Linked DNA regions of Homo sapiens: region 1 is linked to region 2. A link is a loop called in an ENCODE intact Hi-C map of the cell type or tissue named here. Cell type or tissue: chondrocyte. All regions are shown on one strand. Each heading gives the region's core, and the rest is flanking DNA. Links, peaks and the distances in the headings are about the cores only. Region 1 has its middle 15 kb from the start of SPINK2. Region 2 overlaps SPMAP2L (sperm microtubule associated protein 2 like).

Region 1 (8,341 bases), core at 235-8,234, 260 kb before region 2:
TAACAGTTCTAATGTTGCTCCTCTCCCCTCCCTCCCCTTGCCAGAACTTTGCTCCTCAAAGTGTGATCCACCTTGGCCAGCAGCACTGTCCTCACTGAGAGCCTTATAGAAATGCAGAATCTTAGGCCCTACCTCAGGCTTTCTGCATCAGAATCTGCATTTTTGCTTTTTTTTTTTTTTTTTTTTTTTGCGACAGAGTCCAGCTCTGTTATCCAGGCTAGAGTTCAGTGGTGCAATCTTGGCTCACTGCAACCTCCGCCTCCTGGGTTCAATTGATTCTTCTGCCTCAGCCCCCTGAGCAGCTGGGATTACAAGTGCTCACCACCATGCCCAGCTAATTTTTGTAGTTTTAGTAGAGACGGGGTTTCACCATGTTGGCCAGGATGGTCTCAAACTCCTGACTTCAAGTGATCCACCCGCCTAGGCCTCCCAAAGTGCTGGGATTACAGGCGTGAGCCACCACGCCTGGGTTTTTTTTTGTTTGTTTGTTTGTTTTTTTTAGAGACATGGTTTTGCCATGTTGCTCAGGCTGGTCTTGAACTCCCAAGCTCAAGTGATCTGCCTGCTTCAGCCTCCCAAAGTGCTAGGACTACAGGCATGTGCTACCATGTCCAGCTATTTAAAAATACATATTTTTTATAGAGATGGGGGTCTCACTATGTTGCCCAGGCTGGTCTTAAAGTCCTTCCACCTTGGCCTCCCAAAACACTGGGATTACAGGCATGAGCCACCGCGCCTGGCCCAAGTTATAATAACTTTTTAAAAAATTGCTTACTGGTTGAGAACATATGCCCTAGAATTAAACTTCCTGGATTCCAGTTCTGGCTATGCTTTTCACTAGTTGGTGACCTTGAATATCTTGCTTAACTCCTCTTGGTTTCTTGATCTATAAAATGGGAATAATAATTATACATACTTCATACCTTTTTGGTTTTGGTTTTGTTTTTTGAGACGGTCTCATTCCCGTCACCCAGCCTGGATGCAGTGGCGCGATCATGGCTCGCTGCAGCCTCAAATTCCCGGGTTCGGGTGATCCTCAGCCTCCAGAGTAGCTGGGACCACAGACAGGTGCTACCACGCCCAGCTAATTTCTTGTCTTTTTAGTAGAGATGAGGTTTTTTTTTTTTTTTTGAGACAGTCTCGCTCTGTCACCCAGGCTGGAGTGCAGTGGCACGATCTCAGCTCACTGCAAGCTCCACCTCCCGAGTTGACGCCGTTCTCCTGCCTCAGCCTCCCGAGTAGCTGGGACTACAGGTGCCTGCCACCACACCCAGCTAATTTTTTTGTATTTTTAGTAGAGACGGGGTTTCACCATGTTAGCCAGGATGGTCTCGATCTCCTGACGTCGTGATCCGCCCGCCTTGGCCTCCCAAAGTGCTGGGATTACAGGCGTGAGCCACCGCACCCAGCCAGAGATGAGGTTTTGCCACATTGGCCAGGCTGGTCTTGAACTTCTGACCTCAAGTGATCCGCCCACCTCTGCTTTCCAAAGTGCTCGGATTATAGGCATGAGCCACCTTGCCTGGTTCAGGTTTTGTGAAGATTAAATTAGCTGATACCTATAAACAAACTGCTTAGGAGAATGTCTGACACATTTTGTGATGTTGGTTATAACTTATGTTAACGATACATGCCTTGTAGGATCCCCTACTTTGACCCTGATGCTCCCACTTTACTAGCTGCTGGACTTTCAACATTCTTCTTAAAATTCTCTAAGTCTTGGCTTCTTATCTGTAAGTGGGAATAATAAACCAGATAATACTTACCATATTAGATTGTAATGGAGAATAAATTAGATCATTCATGTACAGTGCTTATAATAAGTGCTTGATAATATGAAGCGTTAATTTTTTTTTTTTTTTTTTTTGAGATGGAGTCTTGCTCTGTCTCCCAGGCTGGAGTGCAGTGGCATGATCTCGGCTCACTGCAGCCTCTGCCTCCCAGGTTCCAGCAATTCTCTGCTTTAGCTTCCTGAGTAGCTGGGATCACAGGCATGTGTCACCACGCCCAGCTAACTTTTTGTATTTTTACTAGAGATGGGGTTTCACCATGTTGGCCAGGCTGGTCTTGAACTCCTGACCTCAAGTGATCTGCTTGCCTGGGCCTCCCAAAGTGCTGAGATTACAGGGGTGAGCCACCCCACTCAGTCAAAAAAAGTTTTTTTGTAAGATAGGGTCTTGCTACGTTGCCCAGGCTAATGTTCTTCCTGGGTTCAAGTGATCCTCCTGCCTCAACCTCCTGAGTAGCTAGACTACAGACACTCCACCCAGCTAATTAAAAAAAAAAATTTTTTTTTTGTAGAAACAGGGTCATGCTATATTGCCCACGCTGGTCTCAAACTCCTGGCCTCAAGCATCCTCCTGCCTTGGCCTCGTAAAATGCTGGGATTACAAGTATAAGTCACCACGCCTGGCCTAATACGAAGGTTTTTTTTTTTTTGAGACAGAGTCCTGCTCTGTCACCCAGGCTGGAACGCAGTGTCGTGTTCTCAGCCCACTGCAACCTCCGCCTCCCAGGTCCAAGCAATTCTCCTGCCTCAGCCTCCTGAGTAGCTGGGATTACAAGCACCTGACATGATGCTCAGTTAATTTCTTTTTTTTTTTTTTTTTTTGAGATGGAGTCTCGCTCTTATTGCCCAGGCTGGAGTGCAATGGCACGATCTTGGGTCACCGCAACCTCCATCTCCTGGGTTCAAGCGATTCTCCTGCCTCAGCCTCCCAAGTAGCTGGGATTACAGGCATGCACCACCATGCCCGGCTAATTTTTGTATTTTTAGTAGGGATGGGGTTTTCTCCATGTTGGTCAGGCTAGTCTTGAACTCCCGACCTCAAGTGATCCACCTGCCTCAGCCTCCCAAAGTGCTGGGATTACAAGTGTGAGCCACTGCGCCTGGCCCAATTTTTGTATTTTTAATAGAGATGGGGTTTTGCCATGTTGGCCAGGCTGGTCTTGAACTCCTGACATCAAGTGATCTGCCCGCCTCAGCCTCCCAAAGAGCTGGGATTACAGGAGTGAGCCACCATGCCCGGCCTTATTTATTTAATTATTTTGAGATGGAGTCTCGCTCTTTCGCCCAGGCTGGAGTGCAGTGGCACAATTTTGACTCACTGCAACCTCCACCTTCCCAGGTTCAAGCCATTCTCCCACCTCAGCCTCCAGAGTAGCTGAGGCTTGCGCCTCCACAGGTTTGCGCCACCACACCTGGCTAATTTTTATATTTTTAGTAGAGAAGCAGTTTCACCATGTTGGCCAGGCCGGTCTTGAATTCCTGAGGTCAAGTGATCTGCCTGCCTCAGCCTCCCAAATTGCTGCGATTACAGGCGCGAGCCACCGCGCCCGGCCTGAAAGTTTTTTTATTTTTATTTTTTTATTATTATTATTTTTTGAGACAGAGTTTCGATCTTATTGCCCAGGCTGCAGTGCAATGGCACGATCTCGGCTCACCGCAATCTCCACCTTCCGGGTTCAAGCGATTCTCCTGCCTCAGCCTCCCGAGTAGCTGGGACTACAGGCATATGCCACCACGCCCGGGTAATTTTGTGTTTTTAGTAGAGACAGGGTATCGCCATGTTGATCAGGCTGGTCTCGAATTCCCCTCCCAAAGTGCTGGGATTACAGGCGTGAGCCACTGTGCCCTGCCTTAAATTTTTTAATAAGTTAAAACAAACTGAATAACAATGTCTATTTCACAGGTTACTGTGGAGATAAAATGAGAGTACTTTGAAAACTTTAATTTGAAAGCTTTACCACTAAATGATGCACTAGTTATGTCAATCCATTTCCACTAGATGGCAGTAGACATCGCCAAAACCAGCTTAGCTCTACTAGCTGCTGGAGAACGTACATTTTTAGGAAATGACTTAACTGGTCTTGTTTTTGTGACTATATTGAAATGTGGTTGGAGTTTTTGTATGATTTCAAATGCATGAACTACCTGCTTGAGCTTAGAAATATTTTTGTTTGATGTGGATTGTGAAAAATGATTATTCTTAGTATAGAGCCTGTTCCATACCCCTCTCCCTCAGTTTCCATCTTCATCTTTGGATGTGCACATCTTTGTTTTTTATTTTTGCTTTTGAGACAGAGTCTTACTCTGTTGCCCAGGCTGGAGTGCAATGGCGTGATCTCGGCTTACTGCAACCTCTGCCTCCTGGATTCAATCGATTCTCCTGCCTCCACCTCCTGAGTAGCTGGGACTACAGGTTTGTACTAATATGCCTGGTTAACTTTTTGTATTTTTAGTAGAAACAGGATTTCACTATATTGGCCAGGCTGGTCTCAAACTCCTGGACTCAAGTGATCTGCCCGCCTCGGCCTCTCAAAGTGCTGGGATTACAGGCATGAGCTAATGTGCCTGGCCCCATCTTCATTTTTGGATGTGCACATCTTTGGAAGTGCTTTAACCCTACCCCCTTTTTACTCAAAGTATGGTCCAAAGACAAGCAGCAGCAGCTTAACCTGGGAGCTTGTAGACAGGTGGAATTCTGGGCCTCGCCCTAGACTCACTGAATCTGAGTGATTCATATGGACATCAAAGTTTGAGAAGAACTGCTTTAGCCACATGGAGTCTCTTGGAATTCTCTAAAGGAGTCACGCTCGCCTTTGCACATGCTGATCTTCCCAAGTCAGAAATACCCCTTTCTCTATCTGCTAGGCAAGCTAGCCTCTTATTTACCCTTCTTATTTAACTAATCATCAGGGAACCGGCAAAAGAAGAAAGATAGGGGAGACTGGTAAATATATAGTCAGTGGGAAAAAGAATGCTGGGATAAGACTGCAATATGAAATATAACACTGCTTAATATTCACAGAGCAATGAAATGGCAACCTTTGGAGATATCTTTTCTTTCTTTCTTTTTTTAAACAAGAGTCTCGCTTCTTCGTTCATGCTGGAGTGCAATGGCGCGCTCTTGGCTCACTGCAATCTCCACCTCCTGGATTCAAGCAATTCTCCTGCCTCAGTCTCCCCAGTAGCTGGGATTACAGGCATGTGCCACCAAGCCTGGCTAATTTTTGTATTTTTAGTAGAGACTGGGTTTCACCCTGCTGGCCAGGCTGGTCTCAAACTCCTGAAGTGATCCACCTCAAGTGATCTACCCGCCTCGGCCTACCAAAGTGCTGGGATTACAGGCGTGAGACACCGCACCTGGCCTGGAGATATCTTTTCTACCCAACAAAATCATTTGCCACTTATTTTCCATAAGCTAACATCTAACTTTACAGACTCCGGACCCTATCAATGGTAAATAAATGAAATGAAATGACTTCCTCTACAATCAGACAACTTCCATGCCGGCCTTTTAGACAGTACTCTAGTATGACTTTGAAAGGACATATTTGGGCCGGGCGCGGTGGCTCACGCCTGTAATTCCAGCACTTTGGGAGGCCGAGGCGAGCGGATCACAAGGTCGAGAGATCGAGACCATCCTGACCAACATGGTGAAACCCTATCTCTAATAAAAATACAAAAAATTAGCTGGGCGTGGTGGTATGTGCCTGTAGTTCCAGCTACTCAGGAGGCTGAGGCAGGAGAATTGCTTGAAACCACCGGAAGGCGGAGGTTGCAGTGAGCCAAGATCATGTCACTGCACTCCAGCCTGTGCAACAAGAGCGAAACTCTGTCTCAAAAAAAAAAAAAAAGGACATATTTGGAGGACACATTAGGATAATTTTTCTTTTTTTTTTTTTTGAGATGGAGTCTGTCTCTGTCACCCAGGCTGGAGTGCAGTAACGTGATCTTGGCTCACTGCAACTTCTGCCTTCCGGTGGTTTCAAGCAATTCTCCTGCCTCAGCCTCCCGAGTAGCTGGGACTACAGGTGCCCACCACCACGCCCGGCTAATTTTTTTGTATTTTTAGTAGAGATGGGGTTTCACTGTGTTAGCCAGAATAGTCTCGATCTCCTGACCTCATGATCCACCCACGTTGACCTCCCTAAGTGCTGGGATTACAGGCTTGAGCCACTGCGCCTGGCCGGATAATTTTTCTTAAATGTTTAAACTTGGTGCCAGAGGCAATATGGAGCATACATGTTGGGTTGCCAACTTGATCCACAATTGAATTTGAATTATGTTAGCTTCAGGGGTAAAGTTTCTATCTACATCACAGAGCTGAATGGTAAGGAAAACCATATTGAATTAGGCTTGTCTTTTAATTTTTTGTAGAGATGGGACTCTCACAATGTTGCCCAGGTTAGTCTCAAATCCTGGCCTCAAGCGATCCTCCCATCTCCGCCTCCCAAAGTGCTGGGATTAGAACACCCAGCCAAATTCTATGTTTTGACCACTGTATTTTCCTAGCTGTTTTCCAGCTAATCAGAAGCACATACAAGTCAAAAATACCCAGAACACATAATTTCACAATACCTTGTAGAAAGCAGGGCAAGAACGGTTATATTAACATGTAATTCTAAGTCATATAATTGTTTTGTTTATGGTGAGCATATTTTGTAAAATAATTGGGATGCCTACTGCCTACTCTGACAAAAGTTGTTTTAATTTTTCTCATAGAAACTTGGGAATCTTTTAGTTGAAAGTTTCACAAATGTCTAAACATTAAATTACATTATGTTTAAATTGCCCTTCATTGTAGAATATAATAAAATTACCTATTCTTTTTTTTTTTTTTTTTTTTTTTTTTTGAGAAGGAGTTTCGCTCTTGTTGCCCATGCTGGAGTGCAATAATGGCCAGATCTCAGCTCATTGCAATCTCTGCCTCCTCCCAGGTTCAAGCAATTCTCCCGCCTTAGCCTCCTGAGTAGCTGGGATTACAGGCATGCGCCACCACGCCCGGCTAATTTTGTATTTTTTTTTTAGTAGAGATGGGATTTCTCCATGTTAGTCAGGCTGGTCTCAAACTTCTGACCTCAGGTGATCCTAACTGCCTACGGCCTCCCAAAGTGCTGGGATTACAGGCCTGAGCCACCGCACCCGGCTAAAATTACCTATTCTCAATACTTAGACTTAAGGCCACTACGATTTACTAGATCAGCATTAATTACTCAGGTTCATTTAAATCATGATGATGTTAAAGAAGGAAAAGAGAATCTGTATGCTCAGAATATTTTGAATTATATACCTTTATGGCCGGGCACACTGGCTCATGCCTATAATTCCAGCCCTTTGGGAGGCCAAGGAAGGGGAATCACTTGAGGTCAAGCCAACATGGTGAAACCTCATCTTTACTAAAAATACAAAAATTAGCCAGGTGTGGTGGCACAGGCCTATAGTCTCACCTATTCGGGAGGCGGAGGCATGATGAGAATTGCTTGAACCCGGGAAGTGGAGGTTGCAGTGAGCCGAGATTGTGCCACTGCACTCCAGCCTGGGGAACAGAGCGAGACTCCATATCAAAACAACAACAACAACAACAAAACCCAAAAAAACGAAGGCCGGGCGCGGTGGCTCACGCCTGTAATCCCAGCACATTGGGAGGCCAACACAGGTGGATCATGAGGTCAAGAGATCGAGACCATCCTGGCCAACATGGTAAAATCCCATCTCTACTAAAAATACAAAAATTAGCTGGGCATGGTGGTGTGCACCTGTAGTCCCAGCTACTTGGGAGGCTGAGGCAGGAGAATAACTTGAACCCGAAAGGCAGAGATTGCAGTTAGCCAAGATCACACCACTTCACTCCAGCCTGTGGACAGAGCGAGACTCTGTCTCAAAAAAAAAAAGAAAAAAAGAATTATGTCCCTTTACTATTCAGATTCTATAGATACTTTTCAGAGCTTCACTTTTATTAAGCTTTATATTTTGAGATGATGGTAGACTTGCACGTAGTTGTTAGAAAATAGCATAGTAATATCTTGCGTAACTATAATGTAGAAAACCGGAAACTGACAATACAGTCTACTAACTTTAATTAGATTTCACCAATTTTACCAATGTTCATTTGTGTGTGTTTGTGTGTATATTTAATTCTATGCAATTGTATCCGCATTTGAAGATTCCTGTGACCACCAACCCAGTGAAGATACAGAACAGAATTTAAAAAACCCAGAGTTTGCTTAATTTTTCCTTTTTTTTTTTTTTTTTAAATAAAGGGCTGGTCTTGGTAGCTCACACCTCTAATCCCAGCACTTTGGGAGGCTGAAGCGGGTGGATCACCTGAGGTCAGTAATTCGAGACCAGCCTGGCCAACATGGCAAAACCCTGTCTCTACTGAAAATACAAAAATTAGCCTGGCCTGGTGGCACACGCCTGTAATCCCGCCTACTTGGGAGGCTGAGGCAGGAGAATCACTTGAACCCAGGAGGCGGAGGTTGCAGTGAGATGAGATTGCACAACTGCACTCCAGCCTAGGTCACAGAGAGAGACTCCATCTCAAAAATAAAAATA
Region 2 (8,341 bases), core at 210-8,209:
ATCTGTTAAGATTGTCTATTTCTTCTTGACTCAGATTCAGTAGTTTGTCTTTATAATAATTTGTCCATTTCATCTAGGTTCTCTCATTTGCTGGCTTTTATTTGTTTGTTTTCTCATTTTATTTGATTTTCTGAGAAACTCAAAATCAGGGTCTTGTTTTGTCACCCTGACTGGAATGCAGTGACATAATCACAGCCCACTGCATCCTTGACCACCTGGGCTTATGTGATTCTCCCACCTCAGCCTCTGAGTATCTGGGACCACAGACACATGCCACCATGGCCAATTAATTTTTTAATTATTTGAAGAGATAGGGTCTCACTATGTTGCCCAGGCTGGTCTCAAACTCCTAGCCTCAAATGATTCTCTCGCTTCAGCTTCCCAAATTGCTGGGATTACAGATGTGAACCACCATGCCCTGCCCTTTTTTTTTTAATATAGGCATTTACAGCTATAAATTTCCCACTAACCACTACTTTAGCTGCATCTCATAACCTTTGGTATGTTATGTTTTCAGTTTTATTCATATCAAAGTGATTTCTTCTTTGACCTATTGGTTGTTTAGGAGTGTAATTAATTTAACATATTTTTAAATTTCTAAATTTCCTTCTGCTATCAGTTTCCAATTTCATTGAACTGGTTCAGAGAATTGATTTTCTATGAATTTAATCCTCTTAAATTTATTGAGACTTGTTTTATGAGTTAATATGTGATCTATCCTAGAGAATGTTCCATGTACACTTGAAAAGAATGTGTATTCTCCCATTTTTGAGTAGAGGTTTCATAGACATGTGTTAGATATAGTTGGTTTCTAGTGTTATTCAAGCCTTCTATTTCACTACTGATCTTCTGCTTGTTATTCTACCCATTATTAAAAGTGGGGTATTGAAGTGTCCAACTATTATTGTTGAATTCTATCAGGTTTTTGCTCTGCTGTTGGGTGCATGTATGTTTATAGTTGTTATCTTTCCTTTCTTTCTTACTTTTTTTTTTCTTGTAGAGATGAGGTCTTGCTATATTACCCAGGCTGGTCTTGAATTTCTGGCCTCAAGCAATCCTCTCACCTTGGCCTCCCAAAGTGCTGGTGTGAGATACTGCATCCAGCCATAATTGTATGTCTTTTTAATGGATTGACTCTTTTATAATATAAAATGTCCTTTCTCTGTCTTTAGTAACAATGTTTGTCTTAAAGTCTATATTGTCTGATATCAGTATGGCCAATCCAGGTCTTTTTTGGTTGGCGTGCATGGTATATCTTTTTCCATTTTTTTACTTTCAGTCTATTTGTTTATTTGAATCTAAAGTATGTCTTTTGTAGACAGCATATAGTTGAGTGAATTTTTATCCATTTTTTATCCTGTCTTTTTATTGGAGTGTTCAATTCATTTACATTTAATGTAATGTACATTTAATGTAATTACCGATAAGGTAATATTTATGCCTGCCATGTTGCTATTTTTTCTATATATTTTTTGTTCCTTTGTTCTTTCATTTCTTCCTTCTTTTGTGTTAGATATTTTCTACTGTGACATTTAAATTTCCTTGTTATTTATTTTATTACATTTTAAAAATTATTTCCTTAGTTGTTTCTCTGTACATCTTACAACAATCTAGTTCAGACTAACACCAAATTAATTCCTATGGTATATAATAACTTTGCTCCTATATAGCTCTATCCCCTCCCGCTCCTTTGTACTTTTATTTATTCATTGTATGCCCATCAACATAAATTTATAATTATTGCTTTAGGCAATTGTCTTTTATGTCAGGTAGAAGAAAAAGAGTTACAAACAAAAATATATACATATTTACATTTTAATGTAATTATAATGTACTATATAAAATGTGCTACATTCTATATTTACCTATGTAGTTAATTCTTTTTGTGCCCTTTATTTGGATTTGAGTTATTGTCAAATGTCTTTGCCTTTTTGGGACACAGTCTCACTCTGTCACCAAGGCTTTAATGCAGTAACATAGTCACTGCAGCTTCAACCTCCCAGGCTCAAGCAATTCTCCTGCCTCAGCCTCCCGAGTAGCTGGGACCACAGGCATTCACCACAACACCCCAATAAATTTTTTGTTTTTAGTAGAGATGAGATCTCACTATAATGCCCAGGATAACTGTCCTTTCACTTAGTCTGAAATACTTTCTTTATTATTTCTCGTAAAGCAGGTCTGCTGGCAATGAATTATCTCAATTTTTGCTTATCTAGGAATATCGTAATTTCCGCTTCAGTTACGAAGGATAACTTTGCTAAACAGAGTATTCTTAGCTTACAATCTTTTTCCTTCAGTGCTTTATTTTATTTATTTATTTATTTTGAGACAGAGTCTCACTCTGTGGCTCAGGCTGGAGTACAGTGGCGCAATCTCTGCTCACTGCAACCTCCACCTCCCTTTTTAATGGACTGACTCTTTTATAATATAAAATGTCCTTTCTCTGTCTCTAGTAACAATGTTTGTCTTAAAGTCTATATTGTCTGATATCAGTATGGCCAATCCAGATCTTTTTTGGCTGGTGTGAATGGTATATCTTTTTCCATTTTTTTACTTTCAGTCTATTTGTGCCTATTTTTTTACTTTCAGTCTATTCTTGTGCCTCTGCCACCTGAGTAGCTGGGATTACAGGCATGAGCCACCACACCTGGCTAATTTTTATATTTTTAGTAGAGATGAGGTTTCACCATGTTGGCCAGGCTGGTCTCAAACTCCTGACCTCAGATGATCCACCCACCTTGGCCTCCCAAAGTGCTGGGATTACAGGCGTGAGCCACCACACCTCGCCAATCCTTCAGTGCTTTAAGTACTTTAATTTGAAAGCACAGAAGTCAGACCATTAGCCTAAGGAAAATCTTGGCTTTATACTTAAACAGCTCCTGAGAGGTTTTCTATATTAAGGTATTATAAAATAGCTGATGTTCATAATAAAGAGCTTAAGCCAATGAACAATGGTTACATGTATGTTCAAGCAGCAGAAAAGTCTACTTAGAAAAGCAGGGAAATATAAACTTAAAAAAGTACAAAATGTTTTAACTAAAGGGCATTTTATTTACATGCAACATCAAACTGAGGTCTCAAGAAGTGGCAATAAAGTATTCCTTTGTTTATAACTATAGACACATTACCAAATTTATGTGTATACATAACTACCAAATTTTATGTATTTGGTACAGTGGATTTTATTGAATGAATTGATAAATAAGTAATTGAGGAAACCCTGTGGGAAGAATTGGGCCTTCTTTCGCAGTATTCTATGATGCAAAAGACTCAAGCTGTCTAGTTCAACCTTTCTCTGAATGTAGGAATCTTTTCTAAAATCCATGTAAAGTCACAGTTCCAGCCTGGGCTTGAAAACTTGCAGGGATGAGGGTGGAATGCTGGTTCACTTTCCGTTACTGGACAGTTTCCATTACCCAATAGCTAGTCAGAAAGATTTTCCTCCACTAAGCTGACGTCTGCTGCCCTGTCAATGTTCTACTTCTAGTTCTAGGATTAACATAAAGTAATTTTACTTTCACCTCTTCTTCCTCTTCCAGATGTCAACCCTTTAAATATTTTAACACAGCTGTCACCACTTTCTTATTCTCTTTTTAAACTAAACATGTCATTTCTCTTAATTATTTTTCACATAACATAGTTTCCAGGAGCCCAATATCTCATTTCCCACCTTCTGAATAGTCTCAAGTTTATTATCATTTCTTAAGGTATAACATACATAACTGCACATACATGTCCAGTGTGTTCCGACTAAAGTAGCACACAGTAGCACTATCACCTCTCCACAACTGTACACTGTATATATTCCACTAATGCAACCTAACATTGAATTAGCTTTTGCAACAACCACATCACAATCTTAGCTCCCATGGAAAATGTACCACCTAGTGGTCTTATAAAGACAAGGAGAAATTCAGCCTTCAAAGCAAAAGGAAGAAAAAGTATCAAAGTCAGAGAGATACAGGAGAACAAATTCCACAAATTGCAAAAACCTGTGGTGTTTTAGTTGCATATTTCCTTTTAACTGGCTAACAATGGTAAGGTTTAGTATAAATTTTAGTTTCACCACAATGTGAGTCAAATGTAATTACCGAAGATGAACTTCTGATTACCTACAATAGCTGCAAATATTTGATTTTTTACCTGATGCTTTGGAACACAAGTGGACTCTTAGCTCATGAAATTGCACACACTAAAATTAGAACAAAAATACTAAGACATCTGGCCAAATTAGATTAGGATTTACAGAGATTCTCAAGATACTCTACCTATTTAGTAGACACTGTCTTTTGAATCCATTGGGCTGTGACAGCCTCTGGATCCTTTTGGAGGGTTGTCTAAACAATGCAGGAGGAGTGATCTCCCAAATTACAGACTCTCTTCCACAGCTGTGGTAGTATTGAGCCCTGCAAGTTGTAGAAGAGAAAAGAAGTAAACGAAACAAGCATGATTTCAAATTGTCATAGTATTTTCCAACATCGATCCCCAGGCCTAGGGGAGCAGGTATGACAGTTTATTATTGATGATCTATTTTCCATGTGAGGAGAAATTAATTGCTTTAGAAACGGTTACACCCATCAAGTTTTCAACTGGCTTCTATTATACTCAAAACAGATAGTTTTCTCAAATAAATGACATCTTCTTTTTTTTCTTTTTTTTTTTGAGATGGAGTCTCGCTCTGTCGCCCAGACTGGAGTGCAGTGGTGCGATCTTGGCTCACTGCAAGCTCCGCCTCCCAGGTTCACGCCATTCTCCTGCCTCAGCCTCCCGAGTAGCTGGTACTACAGGTGCCCACCACCACGCCTGGCTAATTTTTGTATTTTTAGTAGAGACGGGGTTTCACCGTGTTAACCAGGATGGTCTTGATCTCCTGACCTCGTGATCCACCGGCCTCGGCCTCCCAAAGTGCTGGGATTACAGGCATGAGCCACCGCGCCCAGCAGACATCTTTTTTTTTCAATTGAGACAGGATCATACACGGGCTCACTGCAGCCTCAACCTCCTGGGCTCAAGTGATCCTCCTACCTCAGCCTCCCGAGTAGCTGGGATCACAGGCATGTGCCTCTATGCCCAGCAACTTTTTAAAATTTTTTCGTAGACATGGGGTTTCACTATGTTCCCCAGGCTGGTCTTGAACTCCTGGGCTCAAGCAATACTCCTGTCTCAGCCTCCCAAAGTGCTAGAATTAAAGGCATGAGCCACCATGCCTGGCAATTACATTTTCCAAATAGACCAAAAGATATACAGATGAAGAGAAAATTTGCTGCTTTTAAAACCAAATACTTCCTTTAGCATCTATATAAATAAATTTTTTTACTATATTTCTATTTTATACGGTGAATTATATTGATACTTTGCTAGATAACTGAGTTTAGGAATACATTCTACTTGATGATGTGCACAGAATAATCATTATTGGGGCTTGTTAACTATGAATTTTTAGGATAAGTAATAATATTGTTCTTCTTTTATTTGTCTATTTATTATTTTTAGAAGCACGATCTTGCTCTATTGCCCAGGCTGAAGTGCAGTGGCACAATCATGGCTCATGGCAGCCTCAAACTCCTGGGCTCAAGCAATGCTCCTGCCTCAGCCTCCTGAGTAGGGGGGACTACAAGTTTGCATCACCATGCTGGGCTAATTTTTTTATATTTGTACGGATGGGGGCTCGCTATATTATCTAGGCTAGCCTCGAATGCCTATGCTCAAGTGATTCTCCCGTCTCAGCCTCCCAGAGTGCTGGGATTACAGGCATGAGCCAGCACACCCAGCCACCATTGTTCTTCTTAACAACGCTGCCCTTCAATCTTTCCTTATCAAAATACATCATCAGTGGAAAAGGAAGTGACATTGACTACCCCCCCAGACCCAATGTTAACTCAAATTGCAGTCCCACTTTTGCTTCTATTATAAGGACCTCTGTTCCTTTAGGACGTTCACAGATACAGATCTGCATCCCTCTCTCTGCCCAAGCCTCTGTCTGCTGGTTGCAGCTGTAAACATCCTTTACATCTAGGCTGAACTGGTGTCTTGTAAGCCTCAATCTGCATATAAGACTGTATCCCCCTTGCTCGCGACCACCCAGTCTTGAGGCCTGTCTACACCACCACACATATCTTTTGAGGGGGCTGGAGGCTGCCCAGCCCTGACTCTACTGCCCAACTGCACTGACTCACCTACCCACACCCATACCCACACATAGCCCAGCTTAAAAAGGCAGGAAACCTCTAGCCCCTACCTGGGATTGGCCTTTTGAAGGAAATGGCAGTTCAGTTTGGGAATTAGAAATACAGAAGGAAGTGGTGACTTTGAACAATGGGGCACACTGTGGAGACCTTAGACTCAGGCAAAAGGAGCCACAGTGGTTGGGAAGAAGGTGATTACGCAGCCAATGAGCGGCACAAAGGCAAGATGTGCTTGGAGAATAGAGCCGAGGGGAAAGGCCCAAGCAGTGAGTGAGAGATAGAAAAAAAAGAAGACACCAGAGACAACTGCTACTCAACATTCTCTCAGGTGGGAATGGCAACCACCAAATGCCAGGAAAATCTGTACTGACCATAATACTTATGCCTTATGCTGCCAACACCTAGAAGTACATAAGTGTTCTACAAAATGGAGAAAATAAACAATATATGGTGATTATGAAGACTAAACAAGAGAAGTGTATATGTTATTTTATAATTCACAAAGCACTATTCAAATGATTCTATTAATCAACTTGTATATTAATTTTAAATTTCATATTTGCATATCTTTTCCTTATAGATGCTGCATATTAACAGAATGTACTGCTGCTGCCCTTACGTGCTTCTCCTCCTCCCAGAGTCATCCACACATCCAAGTCTCACAGCGCTGTCAATGTAGCAGGTACTCAAATTTTTTTTTTTTTTTTTTGGAGATAGAGTCTTGCTCTGTCGCCCAGGCTGGAGTGCAGTGGTGCGATCTCAGCTCACTGCAACCTCTGCCTCCTGGGTTCAAGGAATTCTCCTGCCTCAGCTTCCCAAGTAGCTAGAATTATAGGTGTGCACCACCACCCCCAGCTAATTTTTGTATTTTTAGTATAGACAGGGTTTTGCCATGTTGGCCAGGCTGGTCTCGAACTCCTGACCTCAGGTGATCCACCTGCCTTGGCCTCCCAAAGTGCTGGGATTACAGGTGTGAGTCACCACTCCCAGCCTCAAATATTATTTTAATATAGAGTACACTGCATTTTTCTCATTGTAAAAGAGACAAATATTCAGTATACAAAACTTGTAAAATAAAGAAGTTTAAGAGAGAGAAACAAAAAGCATATAGTAGTCCACCATTCAGAGATAGTAATGGGTAATATCTTGGAATAATTTGAGTCTTTTTTCCCTCTATTTATACACTCAAAAAATACGTATTGAGCACCAGGTCCTGTGTTAGGAGCACTCACTAGGAGAGAGTGGAGAATAGGATAATCACTGCTTTCTTGCAGCTTGTTCTCTATGTCAAGGGGAGAATACCAAATGTAAAATACAGTCAAGCACCGTGTAATGACCTTTCGGTCAACAATGAACCACCTATACAACAATTATACTGGATTGTACTGGAGCTGAAAAATTCCTATTGCTTTGTGATGTTGTAGCCATCATAACATCATAGCACACTGCATTACTCATATGTTTATGGTTATGCTGCAGTAAACAAACCTACCAGCACATACAATTATGTACAGTACATAATACTTTTTTTAACTTCCCTGTAAAATCCAATTTTAAACAGTATATAATACTTGATAGTGATGATAAACAACTATGCTACTGGTTTATGTATTTACTACATGTTACGGGTTTATGTATTTTTATTGTTATTTTAGAGTGTACTCTTTCTACTTATAAAAAAAATTAACTGTAAAACAGCCTCAGACAGGTCCTTCAGGAGGTATTTCAGAAAAAGGCCTTTTATCATAGGAGATGACAGCTCCATGCATGTTTTGCTCCTAAACACCTTCTAGTGAGACAAGATGTGGAGGTGGAAGATAGTGATATGAATGATCCTGACCCTCTGTAGGCTTAGGCTAATGTTTGTTTGTACCTTCTTTTTTTGTCAGGTCCCGCTCTGTCACCCAGGCTGGAGAGCAGTGTGATCATAGCTCACTGCAGCCTCAAACTCCTGGGCTCAAGCAATCCTCCCCTCTCAGCCTCCTGAGTAGCTAGGACTACGGGCATGTGCCACTATGCCCAGATAATTTTTTTAATTTTTTTTAGAGATGGGGGTCTTACTATGTTGCCCAGGTTGGTCTTGAACTCTTGGCCTCAAATTATCCTCCCATTTTGGCCTCCCAAAGCATTGGGATTACTGGTGCTAGCCACCATGC

The links. Hi-C counts contacts between places; a loop is a spot of excess contacts. Peaks named below come from ENCODE experiments on the same cell type or tissue, not always from the same donor. Only the 100,000 strongest peaks of a DNase experiment are listed, where the experiment ranks them.
Region 1: a loop joins it to region 2, with 5 times the contacts of the local background. A loop is called at or near these places in 18 of 110 quality-filtered maps.

Annotation. Positions count from the first base shown.
Region 1 is chr4:56,832,282-56,840,622 of GRCh38, reverse strand. No RefSeq gene overlaps it. Among named protein-coding and RNA genes, the nearest start is that of SPINK2, 15 kb to the right of the region's middle. In chondrocyte, for the core only: CTCF peaks have their summits at 3,574 and 3,785 (motif pointing right); no DNase peak of the experiment used is centred there.
Region 2 is chr4:56,571,570-56,579,910 of GRCh38, reverse strand. SPMAP2L (sperm microtubule associated protein 2 like) reads right to left here. Exons shown (of 9, transcript NM_001256475.2): 5 at 4,269-4,406. Among named protein-coding and RNA genes, the nearest start is that of SPMAP2L, 45 kb to the right of the region's middle. In chondrocyte, for the core only: CTCF peaks have their summits at 3,704 and 3,903 (motif pointing left); no DNase peak of the experiment used is centred there.